Linked DNA regions of Homo sapiens: region 2 is linked to region 1. Evidence: chromatin loops called from intact Hi-C (ENCODE). Cell type or tissue: B cell. All regions are shown on one strand. Each heading gives the region's core, and the rest is flanking DNA. Links, peaks and the distances in the headings are about the cores only. Region 1 has its middle 350 kb from the start of LINC01689. Region 2 overlaps LINC00158 (long intergenic non-protein coding RNA 158).

What was found. Peaks named below come from ENCODE experiments on the same cell type or tissue, not always from the same donor. Only the 100,000 strongest peaks of a DNase experiment are listed, where the experiment ranks them.
Region 2: a loop joins it to region 1, with 4 times the contacts of the local background. A loop is called at or near these places in 2 of 110 quality-filtered maps.

The regions. Positions count from the first base shown.
Region 1 is chr21:23,962,708-23,973,336 of GRCh38, reverse strand. No RefSeq gene overlaps it. Among named protein-coding and RNA genes, the nearest start is that of LINC01689, 350 kb to the left of the region's middle. In B cell, for the core only: CTCF peaks have their summits at 4,324 and 4,525 (motif pointing right); a DNase peak (open chromatin) is centred at 4,486; H3K4me3 peaks cover 790 bases; H3K27ac peaks cover 827 bases.
Region 2 is chr21:25,381,920-25,392,548 of GRCh38, reverse strand. It overlaps LINC00158 (long intergenic non-protein coding RNA 158), which reads left to right. Exons shown (of 5, transcript NR_024027.2): 5 at 6,211-6,729. Among named protein-coding and RNA genes, the nearest start is that of LINC00158, 44 kb to the left of the region's middle. In B cell, for the core only: CTCF peaks have their summits at 6,243 and 6,450 (motif pointing right); a DNase peak (open chromatin) is centred at 6,478.

The DNA of each region.
Region 1 (10,629 bases), core at 1,445-9,444:
AGTATCTGAATAGATATTTAAAATAAACAAAAAAAACACCAAGACCCGGTGATCTGTTGCCTGGAAAAAGCACGCTTCATCCATAAAGACACACAGGGGCAAAAAGTAACACGATAGAAAAAGATATAGCAAGAGTAGCTGTACTTGTATCTAATAAAATAGATCTCAAGACACAAACTATAAACAGAGGCAAAGAAGTTTATTATATAATGAGCAAGGGGTCACTTCAGCAAGAGGTTATGACAAGTGTAACTATATATGCACCCAGCATTGGAGCAGCCAGATATATAAGGCAAATACTATTAAAGCCAAAAGGAGAGACATAGACCTCAACACAGCAATAGCTGGAGATTTCAACACACCACTTCCAGCATTGGATACATTATTCAGACAGAAAATCACAAAGAAACATCAGACCTAATCTGCACTGTAGACCAAATGGACCCAATAGATGCTCACAGAACATTTGATCCAATGGCTTCGGAATACTCATTCTTCTACTCAGCATATGGATAATTCTCAAGGATAGACCATATATCAGGTTACAAAATAATTTTTTTTAAACTTAAAAATTTGAAATTTTATCAGATATCTTTTCTAATAAAATTGAACACAATGAAATAAAAGTACAAAATAGTAATAAAAGAGTCTCTGGAAACTACACAAACACATGGAAATTTAACAATATGCTCCTGAAGGGCGAGTGGGTTAATGAAGAAATTAAGGAGAATATTTAAACATTTATTGAAACAAATGATAACGAAAACACAACATACCAAAACCTATGGGATAAGGCAAAAGCACTACTAAGAAAAAAGTTTATAGCTGTAAATCCTACAACATAAAAAGTTAAAAAAATGTCTCAAATAAACAACCTAACTCGTCATCTTAAAGATCTAGAAAGTTAAGAACAAATTAAATCCAAGTTTAGTAAAAGGAAATGAATAACAGAGATAAGAGCAGAAATAAATGAAATTGAAACAAAAACATACAAAAGATTAATGAAGCAAAAGCTTGGTTTTTTGAAGAAAACAAAATCAGCACATTTTTACCCAGACTATCTAAGAAAAAAAGAGAGAAGACCTAAGTAAATAATTTCAGAGATAAAAGAAGGAGACACTAGAACCATCCAAATAATCATTAAAGGCTACTATGAAGCAACTATATTCCAATAAATTAAAAAATGTAGAAGAAATAGATAAATTCATAGACACATACAATTTACCACAATTGAAACATGAAGGATTTAAGACCTAAACAGACTAATAACAAGTAATGAGATTGAAGCCATAATAAAAAGTATCCCATCAAAGAAAATCCTGGGGCCTGATGGCCTCACTGCTGAATTTTAACAAACATTTGAAGAAGAACAAATAACAATCCTATTCAAACTATTTCAAAAAATAGATGAGGAAGGAATACTTCTGAACACATTCAAAGAGGCTAGTATTACCCTGATGCCAAAATCTGACAATGAGACATCAAAAAAAGAAAACCACAGGCAATCTCCCTCATGAACATTGATGCAAAAATTTTCAAGAAAATACTAGCAAACAAAATTCAGTAGCACATTAAAAATATCATTATTCATAGCCAAGTGCAATTTATCCAAGGGATGCAAGAATGGTTTAACATATGCAAATCAATCAATGTGATACATCGTATCAACAGAATAAGGACAAAAACCTTATGACAATTTTGATTGATGCTGAAAAACTGTTTGATAAATTCAACATCCTTTCATAATAAAAACCCTCAAAAACTGAGTATAGAAGGAATATACCTCAACACAAGAAAAGCCATATATGACAGACCCACAGCTAGTATCATATTGAATGAGGAAAAACTTAAAGCCTTGTCTCTAAGAACTGGAACAATATAAGGGTGCCCACTTTTACCACTGGTATTCAACATAGTACTGGAAGTCCTAGCTAGAGCAATCAGACAAGAGAAAGAAATAAAGGTCATCCAAATTGGAATGAAAGCAGTCAAATTATCTTTGTTTGCTGATGATATATTCTTACACTTGGGAAAACTAAAAGATTCCACTAAAAAACAGTTAGAACTGATAAACAAATTCAGTATAGTTGCAGGATACAAAATCAATGTACAAAAATTAGAAGCATTTCTATATGCCAACAGCAAATAATCTGAGAAAGAAATCAAGAAAGCAATTGCATTTACAATTACTACAAATAAAAAATAAAATACCTAGAAATTAACCAAATAAGTGAAAAATCTCTATAATGAAAACTATACAACATTGATGAAATAAGTTGAAGAGGGAACAAAATAATGGAAAGATATTCCATGTTCATGGATTGGAAGAATTTATATTTTTAAAATTTCTATACTTCCCAAAGCAATCTACAGATTCAATTAAATCCCTATCAAAATATCAACATCATGCTTCATAGAAATTGACAAAAACAATCCTACAGTTTTTATGGAACCATAAATGATCTGAGTTTGTTCTCAGCAAAAACAACAAAACTGGAGGAATCACATTACCTGACTTCAAATTATACTATAGAGCTATAGTAACCAAAAAAAAAAAAAAAAAAAAAAAGCATAGTGCTGGCATAAAAACAGACACATAGACCAATGAAACAGAATAGAGAACTCAGAAATAAATCCATACATCTACAGTGAATTCATTTTTCATAATGGCATCTAGAACATATGCTGCGAAAAGGACAGTCTCTTCAGTAAATCGTGTCGGGAAAACTGTATATCTATATGCAGAAGAATGAAAGCATGCCCACATCTCTCACCGTATACAAAGTCAAATCAAAATGGATTAAAGACTTAAACCTAAGCCCTGACACTGTGAAACTACTACAGTGAAACACTGAGGAAACTCTCCAGGCCCTTGGACAGGTCAAATATTTCTTGAGCTATATCAAGCAAGCACGAGCAATCAAAGCAAAAATGGACAAATTGGGTCACATCAAATTAAACAGCTTCTTCACAGCAAAGAAAACAATCATCAAGGTGAAGAGACAACCCAAAGAAAGGGAGAAAATATTTGTATACTATCCATCTGACAAGGAATTAATAACCAGAATACACAAGGGTCACAAACAACTCAATAGGAAATAATCTAATAATCTGATTGAAAAATGGGCAGAAGATCTGAATAGACATTTGTCAAAAGAAAACATAAAAGTGGCAAAAAGGTATATGAAAATGTACTCAACATCATTGATCATCAGAGAAATACAAACCAAAATTACAGTGAGATATCATCTCACCCCAGTTAAAATGCCTTTTATCCAAAAGTCAAGCAATAACAAATGCTGGTGAGGATGTGGAGAAAAGGGAACCTTTGTACATTATTGGTGGGAAGGTAAGTTAGTTCAACTACTGTAGAGTACAGTATGGGTGTTTCTCAAAAAATTTAAACTAGAGCTAACATATGGCCTAGAAATCCCACTGCTTGGTATATACACAAAAGAAATGAGATTCATATATCAAAGAGATGTACGTACTCTCATGTTTACTGCAGCACTATTCACAATAGCCAAGATTTGGGAACAACCTAAGTGTCAATCAACAGATAAATGGTTAAAGAAAATGTGGTACTTATACAGAATGGAGTACTACTTAGCCATAAAATCAAATGAGATCCTGTCATTTGCAACAACATGGATTAAACCTGTCATGTATGCACATAAGGTACCCGTTGGCAGTGATGCTCCACTGCGCTCCAGGGTAAGTGTGGGAGGCTGTGGATGGGTCCCTTGTGGGTGTGGAGAAAGCACTGAAGCAGCTGGAAGCACACAGCACGAGAAGGAATTCGCCTTCACCAGCAGAGTCAGATAAGCGTTTCTGACTGCACTGCAGAAAGTACATGTTCAGTCCCTAAGGGACACTGCGCCGGTAAGAGACCTCCAGGTGCAAGCTGTGCGCCTGGGGGCTCAAATGCACAGCTTGGAGCAAAAACTGTGGGTAAGGACCTCCAGGTGCAAACAGGGCATTTAGAGGCCCAGAAAAGCAGCCTGGAACAGGAAACAAAGAATAAAGGAAAGAAAGAAGAAACAACCACAAAACAAATAACAATATGGCAGGAAACAGTGAGACAGCCGTCACTGTGACCTTGAGCCTGTTCTCCAGGCAGGGAACTGCCCCGTTCAGTCTAATGCTGAGGAGCAGGAGGCTCCCCGCTGCAGGCTCGCCCTGTGATCTGTCAGAAGGTAGAACATGAGCAGCCAATGGGACCTCAGGAGCGGGCTCAGGGCCCCCCTACTGTGGTGGAACACACTTCCTATAGTGCTTATACCCTCACTGAGCTGCGGGAGTTAGGCAAGCAATGTGGGCAGCTTTTGGGGGAGCCCCTTCCTGCCTGGTTACTCGTCTTTCGGATGAAGGAGCTGACAGCATTTCCTGCTCCACCTCTGAGGTGGAGAAGCTGGTTTCTATTACAACTTACCCCTCCCTTCCTCAGCAGCTACAGCTGGTGAACACAGGGGCAAGGTGACCACACTGATTGAGTGGCTGATGACAGTGAAATACCAGAAACTGTCAGTAGATGGCAGTGGCATACCGATTTGGTGCAGGTACTCCAGGGGCTGGGTATATGGCAGGCCATGTTTGATCTGAATACCTGGGGGCCAGATGATGAATGTTTTGTCTCTTATATGAGGAATCTTGTTCTGGGCTAAGTGCACCTAAGTGCTTTTGCCTCTCTGGCTGCTGTCCTCACCCCGTATGTGGGGTGTCGCATATATGAAGTGACTACTACTATGGTAGCCCTCGAGGAGGCAGAAGGCCATCAACAGGACCAGGGAATTGTGCCATAAAGAAGAGGAAGATGCTCCATCTACAGGTACCCACCCCCCGAGATAAGAGAGGGCTCCAGTGGGTGAACCGCATGAAGATGTGGACTGATTTAATTTCAGCTGTGTTGCTCCAGTGAAAATTGACAGACATCCCAACAGAATGCTGTTGGCTCTGGAGGCAATTGTCCCCAGAGCAACAATTCTGGAAAATACCCAAGAGGGGGCAAAACAATGTTGCTCAACCCAGTCCCACCCAGACGCTTCAGCTCAAGGACTATTTGCAGACTGGCTTAGATACGAAGCCTTTCCTGTTTGATTAGGAAACTGGCCAAGGTACCTGGGTTGCGGGGGAACCAGGCAACTGAAGGCCATACGTGGAGTTGGCAATCCACTGGTCTGCCACTAATGTACGATGGGTCCTAGCGCTGGTAAATACTGGTGCAGACTGCAATCTTTTTTATGGGAACCCAGATAAGTTTCTGGGCAGAGCTGCATTTATTGATGTTTATGTGGGCCAGTCAGTGATGGTGAAACCTGTGTCTCTGCATCTTGGCATTGGCCACTTGGCTCCTCCACCATACACTGTGTATGTCTCTTCCGTACCTGAATGTATATTGGGGATGGACATTTTGCATGGTCTGGACTTGTACACCATGGTCAGAGAATTCAGACTCAAGTCCCTGTAGTAAAGCCGGTACTGCATGGACATACATATCACCGGCCCCAAGTTCTGCCACAACCCTGACAGGTTACCTCCACTCGTCAATACCATTTGCCAGGGGGATATATGGAGGTAACTGAACCTATTAAGAAGTTAGGGGAGGTGCAAATAGTGCATAACACCAATATCCCCTACAGTTCCCTGGTATGGCCAGTCAGAAAGCCTGATGGGACTTGACAGATGACAGTGGATTGTTCGGAACTGAATAAAGTAACACCCCTTCTGTGTGCAGCTGTACCTTCCATTGTGGATTTGATGGACCACTTGACAATGGAACTGGAACAGTACCACTATGTTGTAGATTTGGCTAATGCATTATTTTCCATTGACATTGCTCCAGAGAGCCAGCAACAATTTGCCTTCACATGGGAAGGACAACAATGGACTTTCACTGTGCTGCCACAGGGCTATGTACATAGCCCCACTGTTTATCATGGTCTTGTGGCCATGGATTTAGCCACCTGGAAATGTCCAAAAGAGGTCCACCTGTTCCATTATATTGATGATATTATGTTAACCTCTTATTCTCTTGCACATTTAGAAGTGGCGGCGCCCCTCTTGTGGCAACATTTGGCAGTATGCAGTTGTGCCATCAACAAATCCAGAGTCCAAGGGCCTGGATTGTCTGCCAAATTCTTAGGAGTTATTTGATCAGGTAAGATGAAGGCCTTAACAGAGGCCATCATTAATAAAATCCAGGCATACCCCCAACCCACCATGGTGAGACAGCTGCAGTCCTTTGTAGGCCCCTTGAGGTGCCTACACCTAAAGACTTTTTGTAGGCCTTTTGGCCATTCATGCCCCATTTGGCTCAAATGATAAAACCATTGTACTGGTTGACCAAAAAAGGGGGCTACCTGGGAGTGGGATGATGAGGCTGAGACAGACTTTCTGTCAGCCAAGTGGGCTATTCAGCAAGCACAGGCCTTACAAGTGATTGATCAGGGACGCCCATTTGAACTTGATGTACATGTGACTACAGATGGTTTTGGCTGGGGCTTATGGCAGCACAGAGAGCACTTTAGAATGCCAGTAGGTTTTTGGTCCTAGCTGTGGAAAGGAGCGGAGCTCCGATATTCATTGATAGAGAAGCAATTAGCTGCTGCATATGCCACACTTCAGGCCTGTAAGCCAAGAGCATGAAGGGATGGGCTATGGTCATCCTATGGATGGCTTACCCAATAGCGGGGGGGGGGGGTGTGCTCATGGGTAATGACCCCCAACCCTGGGATGGCATAGACATCCACTTTAGCAAAGTGGGGCACCTAAATTGGAGCAGCAAAGTTCACAGAGTATAAGTCCTTTAGCAGCAGAGTTACAAGAGGTCACTGGGCCTGTAGTCCTAATGCAAGACAAGGCCACAGGGCCTGAGGCACTCCTAGACCCTGAGCCATCACCGTTTAAGGAAGGGCACCCCCCATTCCTGATGGGGCACGTTATACAGATGGGTCCAGCTGGGACACTACTGCTGCCTTGAATGCAACAGCAGTCCAGCCTAGTATTGACATGTATGGTTTGATACTGGGTGTGGACCAAGCTGCCAATGGGCTGAACTCAGGGCAGTGTGGATGGTGATCACCAAAGAGCAGATGCCTATGGTAAACTGCACTGATAGTTGAGCAGTCTATTGAGGCTTAACCTTATGGTTAACTACCTGGAAGTTACAGAATTGGCTTGTAGGCCATTGGCCCATTTGGGGCAAACCATGTGGCAAGACCTTATAACTGTCTACCATGTGTAGGGTCATATGCCTTTGACCACCTCCAGTAATGATGAGGCAGATGTCTTGGTCAAGGTCCATTGGTTAGAGTCGGCATCTACATGAGATGCGGCCTTGTGGCTACACAGGAAACTGAGACATGTGGGAGATAAGCTGATGCGGCAGGTCAATAGGTGCTGGGGTCTGTCTTTGCCCTCGCGGGACTTTTGGGAGGCCTGCGAGAAGTGCCCGTCATGCACTCAAGTGTAATGGAGACACTGCTCAGTGTAACACAACAAGTGAGTGTAGGGCAGATGCCCTTGACAAGATGGCAAATAGATTACATTGGACCACTGCCAAAATCACAGGGCTACACGCATGCACTGACAGCTGTAGACACAGCCACCAGCCTGTTGTTTGCTTACCTTAGCAGGGTGGCTGACCAGCAACACACCATTCGAGACTTGTAACACTTAGGTGCCTTATACAGCCATTCCCTGGCCATTGAAAGTGACGGGAACACATTTCACTGGACAGCAGGTACAACAGTGGGCACAGCGGATGGACATACAATGGGGGTTCCACGTTCCTTATAACCCACAAGCCGCTGGCATGATTGAGCGATATAGTGGACTCCTGAAGAATGGTTTACTTTTGCATGTTACTCTTACTCCCCAGTCTTTGTGGTGCTGGAGTTCCAGGTTGGACCTGGCGCTCCAAAACTTGAATGAGCAGCCATGGAAAGGTGGCACAGCTACAGTGGAGGCACTGACACTGGGCCGCTGCCCCCATCCAGCTACAGATACAAACCAAGGATGACTTCCACCGACCAGTTATGGGGACAAATGGTAATCTGTTGTTGCCTGCCCCAATGCCTCAAATGCAGAACAGAAAACCTGGTGTTGGCCCTCCAAGCCCCCCATTGCTGATGGTTGGCTGACATAGCCCCCAGAGGGGAGGGCCTGCAGTATGACTTACATGTTACTCCTTGGGTATTTAATGTGTGGTCCTCACGATTAACCATTCATAGGGGAACAGCCAGGGAAGGGACCCTCCTCCGGGGGACATGTGTACTGCCTGTGTGGTCTAACATGAGCTCCCCTGTGACTTTGGCACAGTTACAAGACCCTAAAAAAACACAGGGATCTGATAAGCTGTCGCAGAAGAAGTCCTTGGAGGCTGCGTTGTTTTCCAGAGATGAAAATTTGGCCCGTATTTTGCCTGAGGGACATGACTTACCCCTGTTAATACTTGTGCCTCCTTTGCGGTTCCGGCCGTAGGTTGACATGCTCCAACACCATTGTGGACTGGGCCCACACCTATGCCCAGGTGACCAATGTCTCCAGCTGTTGGATCTGCACTGCCCTTCCAGCAGCAGCTGTGGATGGCTTGCCCTGGAATGTACATCCAACTTCTAAAAAGAACTACTAGACATGGCTAGAAACTTGGGGTCCCACAGACAGTGGTTGGAATGCAACATGGTGAGCTTTGGATAGGGGGCATTGCAAAACCCATGACAGGCCTGCCCCCGGCTGACTTATAGTGTCCATGATGGGTGGTGCTGGCTAATGAGAGAGCACATGGTACTCTCATTGCAGGTACCATGATGTATATATAGAGCAACACTGCGGTGAAGTCACTGTGGGATTGTTGCCCGCTGCAGCCTGTGCAAACATAATATGTGTCTCCTTACCAAGCCCAAGCCCCAATGGACTTTGTGCCCCCTGGGAGTTTATGGGTATTTGGGAACACAGGATGGCCATGTCTGCCAGCCAACTGGACTGGATATTGTTGCTGGGGGTGGCCCATGTGCCTGCCACTGTGCTTTCCACATCGCCTTGTCATCCACATAACTGGAAGGCGCTACGTTCCTGGTTTTTGTAAGTGCAGCGGGCCCTCTGGTGGCTCTACCCCTTAGCAATAACTATCCCAGGAGCAGGTGTTATTCATGTAGAAATGCAGGTTACAGCCCTTGCAGTGCACACAGCTTGGGCCCTGAATTACACCCAAGTTACCCTCCTTTTGTTAACCGATGAGGTTGATCAGATCAGGAAGGTGGTGCTGCAAAACTGGATGGCCTTAGACATAGTAACAGCTGCCCAAGATGTTACTATGTTCCCTTGTAGGCATACAGTGTTGTACATTCATCCCTGACAACCAGCAGAACACAACAGCAGATTTACAAGGGATGTCACAGGAGATTAAGGTGGTTGAGTGCCTTACTGACAACCCCCTGCAGAGATGGTGGGCATCTCTGGGCTCTGGCCTATGTTGGGTTCTCATAATCATAGGTAGCACAGTAGGAATATTGGTAGTAGGTTGTTGCTCTCTGTATTGTTGCTGTGGCCTCTGGGTCCAGGGTACTGCCCTGTGTGCACAGGTCCCCACAAAGAGGACTACCTTGGCCTAGGGGGTGGAGTGTAAGGAACATGGCTGCACTGCAGCCAGGCAGGCATAGGCCAAGATAAACATCCTGTGTGACTCAACGAGATTGGACTCCAGGCACACAACTCTGTGCATTATATAATCACAGCTATGTAGCCATAGTATGGGAGGGCTCATCACCTGGCTTGTAGCCACTGTTGTTTGCCAGGTGCATAAATGCAAACACCCACAGTGTGAGTGAGCTGCTGAATAAAGCCATGTCCCATCTACCTGCTGTCTCGTCAGTGTTCTTCCCACTCCCTACCCCTCATCTACCCACTACCCTCAGATCTCAGCTGGGGCTTGAACTTGATACCTTGCCTTGATGACAATTGCCTTGATGACAATTGTTAATTATAATAATAACAAAAATTTGACCACTCCCTTAAAAAGAAATGACTTATGGACTCCACAGCACATAAATTCAATATAAGTTTTCTCCTTATATGTTTGGCTCAAGAGCACACACATTTTTAATATTAATATATTTAATATTACAACCATCTACAAATAGCAATTCCCAATAGGTGTTTACAATCTTGATCAAACACAGACTTGCACAATCCCTGAACATTAAAGGTTGAACACCCATTGCTATCATTTTGAAAAGATCCTCAAGGTATTTGGCACTGGTTGTGATAAACGGTCATGATTAGGTCAGTTCAGATGGATGACAGGACAGCTGTATGCAGTTCTATCAATTACTTTTTGGTAATGGAACAATTCAAGAGAGCCAGTGAAAAGCATTAATACAACTTGACAGTGGATAATGAATTATTTGATGGTTAATGGTTGAAAATGCTGTATCAAAGGCTAAATCTGCTAGAACAAATCAATTACCATTCTTAATACCAACAGATAGGTTTTCTGCAAAACCTGGCATATATGGCTGTGTTTAAAATTCTAAATGGCCATGTAAAAGTGAACTAAGATGATCATAAGTAACACACTATTAACTTTAGGAAAATCAAACATTATATTGATTCTTTCATTATGTAAAGTCA
Region 2 (10,629 bases), core at 1,618-9,617, 1.4 Mb before region 1:
CAAAGTCCAACTTCCAGAAATCTGTTATCAAATCTGGAAAAGGTAGAGACTTGGAGGAATCACCAGACTCTGGAGGGAAGCAATCTCTACTCAGACACAGAGAATGTTCCCCTAAAATGCCTCCCCAATTCTGGTAACCTGAGGATACCAGAAAATATCTTGTGCAAATGAGAACCAATCTGTTTGGCATGGGTGCAAGCACAGGAGAGGAAGGCCAAGTTTGCCCCAGGTACCTGAACAGGGAAATACTGAGGGTTCCTGAAAACAACAAAACAAAACAACTCAGCCATCCTCTCCTCAGAGCACTGAGATCTACAAACCAAGGACCCCAGTGGTGTGTCAGACATGACCTCTTCAATGGCTGAGACATCCCTTGGTACAGTCTGGCTTGCAGCACTAGTCAGAGTTCATCTTCCTGCTGCCCTGGTTTTGATTCTGTTTTCTAATCTTTTCGGCCTAGCTGAATCTATTATGGGTATTCATGTGTGATTATGCTATAGCTGCTCTTTTGCTAATAGCAGACTGGCCCTGTTGATCCCTGGCAGAGTCTCTTGCTCTCGTAGCTAAAGCACTCCAAGAAATATGCACATAATTCTAAGTCAGTGGCAGTGGGAAGGGAGAAGTAGGTTTGCATTAGAGAGATCAGGAAAGTTGAGTGATCAGGATTTGGTAATAAATTGGGTGTGGCCGTTACAGAAGAGAGAAGAGGCAGAGCTGAGCCTGGGTCATGGTGTTTAAACTCTTGTTTAAAGCTAAAGATACATTTTTGCCAGAAAAATCCAGGTATGGACATTTTGCCTACAATATCAGGAGGCTCACAGAAGCTTTAGCCATATGTTAGAAACCACTCTGTAGAGGAAAATCCTAGAGGTTGGATAGGATGACCTGAAAGATTCCTTCTGCTTCCTCAATATTTCAATAGTTATAGAACCCAAATATCGGTATATTTTTGGGCCTACTGGTAGCTACAAGGAAGTCAGGAAGGGGAGCTGGTGCTTTTGTGAGGCACTAGGAAATGTAGGAGGGAAATGTATTTTGTTTTAGACCTGGAGGTTGAAGTGCTGGGAGGGCATTCTTGGGTAGATGTTGAGTGGGTTACCAAAGGCATACTTTGAGAAAGTGTTTAGAGCATTAGATCTGCACTGTTGAATATGGTAGCCATTGGGCACATGTGGCCATTGAAGACTGTGGCTAACAAAATGTGGCTAATCCTAACTGGGATATACTGTAAGTGTAATGTACATCCATTTCCAAGACAGTTAAAAAATGTAAAATATGTCAATTTAAGAATATTAGCTACATGTTGAAATCATAATATTTTGAATATATTCAGTTAAATAAAATATATGATTAAAATAAGTTCATCAGCTTCTCCTTACTTTTTAAATGTGGCTACTGGAAAATTTAAAAATGTGTAGTTTTTGTTTGCAGCTGACGTATTTCTGTTGGGTAGCACTGCTCAAGGTGGTGTTTGGAGGTATTATCAGGGACAACTTGGGAACATTTGAGCTCTCTGGGAAGAGGATATCCAGAGAGAAAAGCAGAAGGTTGAAAATGTACTTGTGGAGCATGTCTACATTCATAGGTCTAGAATGAAGAGGAGGAGACTGGAAAGGAGCTGTGGGATAAGGCCAGAGAAGGGGAAGTAGATGACATCACAGGAATGTGGTGAAGAAGGGGCATTAGGAAAGAAATGGATAGTGATTAGGATTATGCAAAGTAATTTGGCCTTTGTTCTATTGCTATTGGAGAGCATATGGAGGTTTTTTTCCCAGAAAGTAAAATGATCAAATTTAAATTTTAAGAAGATGATTTTGGCAAGGAAATAATGAACCAATTGGATTGACAGAGAAGCTGAAGGTCAGGTGGATAGCTAGAAAGTCAGGGAATAATAACAACCAAAAAGCCCTTAGGCATCTAGAAAGCTGAGCAGAAAAGAATTGTTTTGACTTTGAGAAAGAACTTTTTATTTTATTTTCTTGCCTTGAAAAATGAGGTGTTTTTGAACAGTGTGATTTTGGTAATTTAAAGCCTGTGTCTCTGTTTATAGAATCCAGGAAAATGGGTTGCCATAAAAATCAGTGTCACAGATGATTAAAGTTGTTTTGTGTGGGAAAAATAGAAGGCTATAAAGAAACTAAAGACACAAAAGTTATAGGATTTCTAAGAAACAAAGGTTGTCTTTTTGTATAATTGTCTCATGTAGAGAAAACAGAAAAGAAGATTATTCCCCACCCTTAAGAACATGAAAGTAGAAAAGAATGGTTTCTAAAAAGGGTTTTCCTTGAGACTCTGCCACCATAACTTGTGACCTTTTAAGGTATTTCTAAGTATTTACAAATTGAGCATACTATGTCCTAGAATGTTCTTTGAGCAGAAATTTTGGTACATAAAATTATTTATTTGGAGTTTGGTTTAAGGCAAAGAACAGGTTGAAATATATGAAAGTACAAAATTCAGAGAATTAAGTGAAGATGAGCTGAATATTCTGAAGGTTGTGTTAGTCCATTTTCATACTGCTATGAAGAAATACCTGAGACTGGGTAATTTTCTTAAAAAAAGAGGTTTAATGGACTCACAATTCCACATGGCTGTGGAACTGTAATGCCTCACGATCATGGCGGAAAGCGAAGGAGGAGCAAAGGCACATCTTACATGGTGGCAGGCAACAGAGCGTGTGCAGGGGAACTGCCTTTTATAAAACCATCGGATCTCGTGAGATGTATTCACTATCAGGAGAACAGCACGGGAAAAATCCACGACCATGATTAAATTACCTCCCACTGGGTCCCTCCCTTGGCATGTGGGGATTATGGAAGTTACAATTCAAGATAAGATTTGGATGGGGACACAGCCAAACCATATCAAAGGTATTTGGATCCTGTTTAAATATATGTTATAAAGTCTTTGCTAGTTTAAAGGGAAAAGAGAAAAAACTGATGGCAAAAGGAAGCCGATGAAAGGGGCCATATGAGGAGACTAACCAAAAGGAAATAGTCAATTAAAGACATTTGGAAAATTTACCTAGATGGAGTACTATAGGATTTGGACACTCTGCTGGATACTGAATACACAGGATTAGGATAAAATCAATGCTGTTGAAGAATAACTGTAATATGCAGCAGCTAACATTTATTAAGCATTTATTATATACTCATTTATGTATTACAACAGCCTGACGAAGTAGGTATTATCTCAATGCTACAGATGGTGCAGTGAGATTAGGTAACTTGTCCAAGGTTACACAGGTAGCCAGTGAGCCCACTATAACATGCTGTCTCCTTAAGTGTTGTTAGGGAGAAATATGATTTATTAGGCAGTGTTGGCTGAGTTATGTGTGGTAACATATGACTCCAAAAATTTTAGTAATCTATAATAACACAGTTTTTTTGTTTGTTTGGTTTGGTTTTGGTTTTGGTTTTCTGTTTTTTTTTGTTTTTTGTTTTCTTTTTAAATTTCATTGCAGGACAGTTGCTCTGATTCATTTCTGGACTTCAGTGGAAGAAGCAGCCCTTATTTAGGATATTGTTAGTCTTTGGCAGAGGGAATACAAAGCAATGGAAGGGTGATGTGATGGCTCCGAAAGCTTCTGTTGGATGTAGAATATAAAGTTTGCTCACCTTTTTTAATCCAAAGTAAGCCATGCGGCAAACCTGACAGTGGGGTGAGGAGTGAAATGTTCCCACTAGGGAGGGTCTTTAGAGGGCCCATACAGAGAGTTTAGGTTCTTTGTCTTTTGTTTTTGTTTGTTTTTATCGTGTGAATCTTTAGCTTTACAAGGAAGAGAATCAATGAATGGTTGGTCTGACTTCATTTCACACTGAGGAGTTAATAGTATGACCCAAAAAGTTAATCCCTACACTGTCAGTTTGGGAGTGGCAGGTGGCAGAGAGTTACGCACACGGGAGACAATGCAAGGGAGGGCGCTACCTCTCATAGTGATCAGTAAGGGTAGTGAGACAGCCAAGTGGAAAGGGGTCCACAGAGAAGCTTCAGGCAGCCTGCACACTGGGAAGAGTGAGCACTGGGGTGGAGCCACAGAAGTTTGCACCGTTTGCAGTGGGGAGGAGGCTGACCCCTCCTCTTCCCGGGTGGAAACCGGGATTCAATCTGTGAGGAGGGAAGCATGTATAGCAGGACTCTCTCTCTGCTGAGTCCGTTTCCCATTTTTTCCTTTTTGCCCCATAAATTCCATTTTTCTCACCCTTTAAAGTGTCTGTGAGCCTAATATTTCATGGCTGTGTGACAAGGACCTGGCTTTTAGGTGAACTAAGGAGAAAATCCTACAACAGTAGGACTAGGGCATAGCCAAAATCCAAACACAGCAAAATCCACACAACCAAAATCTTTGCTAAGCAAGGCACCTGGGAAAAAAACCTGTCTCAACAGTAAGTCAGGCCACATCAGACATAAGCTAAAGGCTGGCCTGAGTGAGAGCTGGTAGGGAAGGAGAGATGAAGCAAGATGATAGGAAACAAGATCTGGTTAGGGCTGAAGGTCAGTTCAGCTATCAAGGGCGGGGGAAGCCAGTTTTTGAGGAGGTCACTTCAAGCCTTGAGTTCCTTTGTCTAACCCCCTGTTCTCCTGGCTGTTTCCCATTAATTTTTGGGGAATGTGCTATGAACTGATGGGCACAGATGTGTGTAAAACAGAGACGGTTATAGACAGTCCTATTTATTCAAATGTGACAGGATGATGGACCTAGTCATATCCATAGAACCAATTATAAGCTAAACCCATGCAGGTAGTTAGGTGGAACAGACACATTTAAAAACGAAGAGCACTTTAATTCTTGAATTAATGTTAAATTCAGCCTGAATTTATTGGATAAATGTCTCATTTCATGTAAGTAAATCTAACTAAAGACTTTAACTAAATCTAACTAATGACTCTAACTAAAGCTATTTCCACAGAGATGTAAATTGTTCTTGATGAATACAATGAAAGCAAGTAATAATCGCTTTTTGGAACTTAGAACAAATTCACTTCAGGTGAAGGTTAAGCACTTGAGAATAAGACAATTATTTTTCCTTTCAAATACTAAAGAGTTGCAAAAACTCTGGTGATAAATTGGAACATTTGGGAAATGAAGGCAACAGTAAGATTTAATTTATTGCCCATGTGTAAGAATTCTAAGTTTTGCACATTCCTTGTAATCTTTTCCTATATACATGTAAAAACTGTGTAATTACATAGTTTAAAATTTCACTGTAATATAGCATGTTCCATAAATGATTTTTCAGGTTCTAGGACAGTCCTTATGATTATAATGGTTGCAAAATAGTTCACTGCATAGAGTTAACCTAATTTAATTTATTATTTTTATTATTAAACATGTAGTTTCTTTCAGCTTATTATCATTATTAACAATACTGCAGTAAATGGCCACATGGAACCTACATGTTTCTTTGTTTTGGATTTTTTTCATTGCAATACATGTCCTAAATTGGGATTACTGGGTCAAAGGTTATAAAATTTTAATGACTATGCAAACTGACTTAAAAATAACTACAAATAATTTAACAAAAACATGTGGGTATGTAATCCACTGAATTCTCGCTTGCTTTAGAAATTATATTTAAAGGTCACATAAATTGACTAATTAATATTGTAGAAAAAAATGATACTTTGTGTTAATTTGTGTGTCTGAATACTTGTGAGGCTAAACACTGTCCCGTAGGTTGCTTTAGCCAACAGAAGGAGTTATAATTCTTTCATTCGGTAATTGGACAAATATTTTTTGAGCGCCTACAATGTGCCAGGCAGTTTTTTTTGTTTGTTTGTTTCAGAGCACACAGCAGTGAAGTAAACAAACTCCCTTGCCCTCATGGATTTTATATTCTATGGTAAAAAAGACAATAAACACAATAAGTATTAAAATTATGTAGTATGTTAGAATAACTGCAGTAAAAAATAAAGTAAGATAAAAATAATAAGGAGTTTGTTAGCAGAAGTTGCATTTCTAAATATGGTGGTCATTGAAAAACAAACATTTGAACAAAGACTTGAAAGAGGTGGAGTAGGTCCCATATGGTATCAGAGGAAAGTGTTGCAGCCAGGGATGTTAAGTTGTAGAAGACCCTAAGGGGACCATGTGTGAGGTGTTGCAGGAGAATCAGGGAGGCCAGTTTGGCTAGAGTGAAGTGAAATCTTTGATGTGATGAAGTGATGATCTTTGATGAAATCTAGTAATGCTTATTTGTTTCATAGGAGAAAAACAAGGAGAGAAAAATCTAAACCCAGCAGAAGAGAAAGTTTAAGAAAGCGGTCGTCGCCAATACCAAAATTAGCTATGATATTCAGGAAGAAAAAAATGGAAACACGATAACCACAGTCAATAAAGACCAAGGCCACATTCCATTGACCAGAGCTCAGCCACGCGCCACACCTGGCTAAAGAGACTCTGGCTGAAGAATTCCCTGAATATTTTAATGTAGCTCTAGGTTATAACACAGAACAACCACAAGGTGGCAGAAGAACTCCATTCTTGTAAATCTCTTAGTTGCTTCTTTATTTCATCTTCCCTATTCCATCTAATGTTCCCTGAATTTTACTATTTTGTTGGTTTGAAAATATGTGTGACTTACGTCCTTTAAAGGATTTGGTTCGTAAGGTTTTGAATAGACTGGAATATAAAACATTTATAGAAAAGAAAAATACCTACAGTATGATGTTAGTGAACTATTAATAATCCAATTAAATAAAATATATTTGCTTTGGATTAATACATATTTTGTTTTGATGTTTGCTAAATAAAACTAAGCATTAGGAGGCCAAATAGCCACAATGAACATTTTCATATTATTTAATAAGCCAGTTTCAAGGCATACATGCTAAATTTGTTCTTAAGGAAAAGTTGAATTTTTGCTTTCATGAAATTACAAACTCTAAGGCAATTTTACACGTGTAAATCCAATGTGTTCTGAAGTTTAAAGTGTCAAAGGCTGTTGGATTTAAACAGATCTTGTATGACTCTCTGTTTCATCTCTTCAGAGGTTGATAGTAAGCAACTTTGGCAGCAACTCACAGCTTCTGCTGTAACATGAGGCTAATAATGACGACTTTATAAGGTTGTTGCAAAGAGTCAGGGATGCCACAAGCAACGTTCTTTATATATGCAGAATTTTAAAAATAAAGTAAATAAAAATATTCCTTCCTCTATTCCCCATTTTTCTAACATTATTTGCAACTGGTGTTTTAATGCAAGACCAAAGGCTAAAATATACATGTAGCTAGCAGAATCAAAACCTAGATCAGATGTTCAAAAGCATCATGCTGCTAAAAGATTTCAGAGTCTAAAACCTGTGCTCACTCTTCTGAAACATCTTTCCACTTCCTGTTTAAAAAAAAACGTGATATTCTTTGAAGCTCATTTTTTGGGCTTCATGTGTTGTAATTATACATTTGTTATATAGGGTATATGATGACTTACGCTCTAAGGTATTATTCAGTACATTGTAGAAAAAGGAGAATAAAGAATGTTGTTTGTCAGTAGGCAGCTCTGTCCTCTTTATCCTTGACTGTAATTTACTAAAGAGCTGACAAAATTACAGCACAGGCAGCAATTCACCATATTACCCTGCAGACAGCCAAGAGACTGACATTGAGATGATGCGTTTTAACTTGGGTCCATGTAAGGAACCTGATGGGGTTATATGAATTCTTTTCTGTACTATGAAAAAATGAAGTTGCTAATAAGAAGGAGGTACAAAAGTGTGTACTCTGCGCAAGGCTACTGATAAAGATGCTACAGGGATGCGTGGAAACCCAATATGTAACACTGAAATGGCTTTTGATTCATTTGTATTTGGTCTCAGACAAGAAAATAGATTAAGAAAAGGTCTGAAAAAATGGAGCACTAGGAAAAATGATAGGAAATTTTGTGTTGTTGATAGTTATCTAATATGAAATACACGTTTGTAATATTTTGACATATATGATTTAATACAACTATATTTTGTAATAAATATCTTTAATTCTAAGGATTGAAAATCTTAAAAGGATCTAAATTTTATAGTTATAGCTGTTTTGTTTCAATAGGCTGATGGACTTGGAAATTCCAGGTTTCTTAAACATATTCGATGAACTTGAAAAGCAGGGGGAGATACTTTCAGATGGCCTTGAATGGGAGCGGGGGGACCCTGGATTTCACTGGACACATCTTTCTTCCTTTCTTCTCTGTAGTTTGGGACCTCTTCTTCTCAACTAGTCAGCAATTATAAGAATGAAAATTACCAGCCGGGCGCGATGGCTCACGCCTGTAATCCCAGCCCTTTGGGAGGCCAAGGCGGGGGGATCACGAGGTCAGAAGATCGAGACCATCCTGGCTAACACGGTGAAACCCCGTCTCTACTAAAAAATACAAAGAATCAGCCGGGCATGGTGGCGGGTGCCTGTAGTCCCAGCTACTCAGGAGACTGAGGCAGGAGAATGGTGTGAATCCGGGAGGCTTATGTTGCAGTGACTGCACTCCAGCCTGGGCGACAGAGCGAGACTCTGTCTCAAAAAAAAAAAAAAAAAAAAAAAAGAATGAAAATTACCTTAGCAGCTATTCAGAGTAGGTCCAAAAGATAATCAAATAAAGAAGATTTCAGTATTCTCAAGGTGGAAGAGACAATGTCTTTGCATCTGCAGTTGGAAAGCCTGGAGTAATCTCCTTCCACTGTGGAAATCCCTTCTGTCCTCAAGGTCTCAAGCATATGATACCTTCATGATGGATTTCCTGACTCTTGGAGTTAAAACGTTCCGTCCCTTGCCTGCACTCACGTAGCCATTAGTTTATCAGGTGTTACATCCTCAAACAGAGCTGCTAGGCCACGTGTGCTCTTTACATACAACCTCTGACGCTGGCTAATGACTACTGGGCTGGCATTTTTCTCAATTCTTAAGAAAAACCAAAACCAGTTTGGTTTTCTTTTTAAGTAGTGGTAAAATAGACATCATGTAAAATCTACTATTCTAACCATTTTTAAGTGTACAATTCAGTGGCATTAAGTACACTCACATTATTATGTAATTATCACTACTCAACAGTTTTTTGTGTGGATTTTTCAGGGTTTTCTAAATATATAATCCTATCATCTGTGAACAGAGATAAATTTAATTCTTCATTTCCAATTTTATTTCCTTTTTTAGAACTTCTAATATTATGTTGAATAGAAGTCAGAAAAAAATGTGTGATTATACTTCTATGAAGCACCTAGAAGTCAAATTCACAGAGCTAGGAAGTAGAATAGTCTACGAAGGGCTTCGGAGAGGGGTAATGAGAGTTATGGTTTAACGGGTACAGTTTCAGTTTGTGTTGATGAAAACATTTTGGGCATGGAATATGAGCTTTTGTCTTAGGTTCTGATTTCAGAGAAAAATGGCCAATATATGCTGCTTTTGTTTTGCTCATGGCTAGAAAACTGGGGTCTGGGAACCAAGGGATGGAAGTGGGATTGGCCTTTTTCACTATCACTTCCAGTGATACACTTTGGGAGAATATTCATCTTCACAGCCTTAGGATCTTCCAGAATAAAATGTCTGGTTTCTCATGGGTATAACACACCTATGGGAGGACACAGTAAGAGTTCCAGTGAATGAAGCTACTCTACCCCTGGTCACTCTTGAATCCCCAAATCAGAGGATCAGTAGGCAAAAAGGGGGTGTTCTATATTGGTAGGATAATTGAGTCTGATTATTGCATGAGGACTGATGTTGCATCATGGTATCTGGTAGGAGTAGCTCTGGAATTTGGAAATTCACTGGGTTATCTTTGGATGCCTCCATGTTCATTGACAACTATAAATGAGAAATTGAGCAACCTTGGCCCAACCAAGATGAGACAAATAAAAACTAAGGTTTCTCAAGGATGAAGGTCTGGGTTATCCAACCAGAAAAGCCTCGAGCTGCCAAAATACTGGTCAAGGCAAACTGAAAATAGATGATGAAGAAGATTGATGGTGGATATTAGTTATGGCCTCAGGTTGATGACAGCATCAGGGACTGGCCCATCAATCCTTTATACTATGCCCCTGTAGACACCGGGGTTGGTTGGAGATTGAAGAGGCCTCTGTAACACTTGGGACTTAAGAGAAGCCATGCCAGACTGCTGCTTTTTGTCTTATATTGAAGGGAAATATCCGTGCTTGAGTATTCTACTTGATTTTTTAAAAAATAGCAAAGTTATCATTAAATCATTGCTTGTTATGAAATCCAGCCATTGTCAGCTATGAGAGTTGCCGGGGTAGGGCGTGTTTGAGTATGTACGTGTCTGTTTCCTTTGCACTATTTCAGTTCTAACCCTTGAATTGCTAATTGGGGGAGGGAATGGCCTCTTTTTAGATTGTCCTTGTTTTGACTTATCTGCCAAGGCAAAAGAATGTCAGAGGGTTTGCCACACAGTCCTGCAGGGACCCCTGCACTTTGCCAGGATTTTTGTGTCAAATACTTTGTTTGGCCAAATTTAGAGAATAGTTTAAAGGGGGAAAAAGCTTGCATGTGATATGTCTAAATATTATGTTAGAATACTTTTAAATAATATGCTGTGATTGGAATCTTTCTTCCTGAAGGTTGCGGAGCGTGCTGAGACAGTGCAGCTGTGTCTCTGCTCTCTGCATTCTTGGGCAGGCATCACTGTTTGTCTCC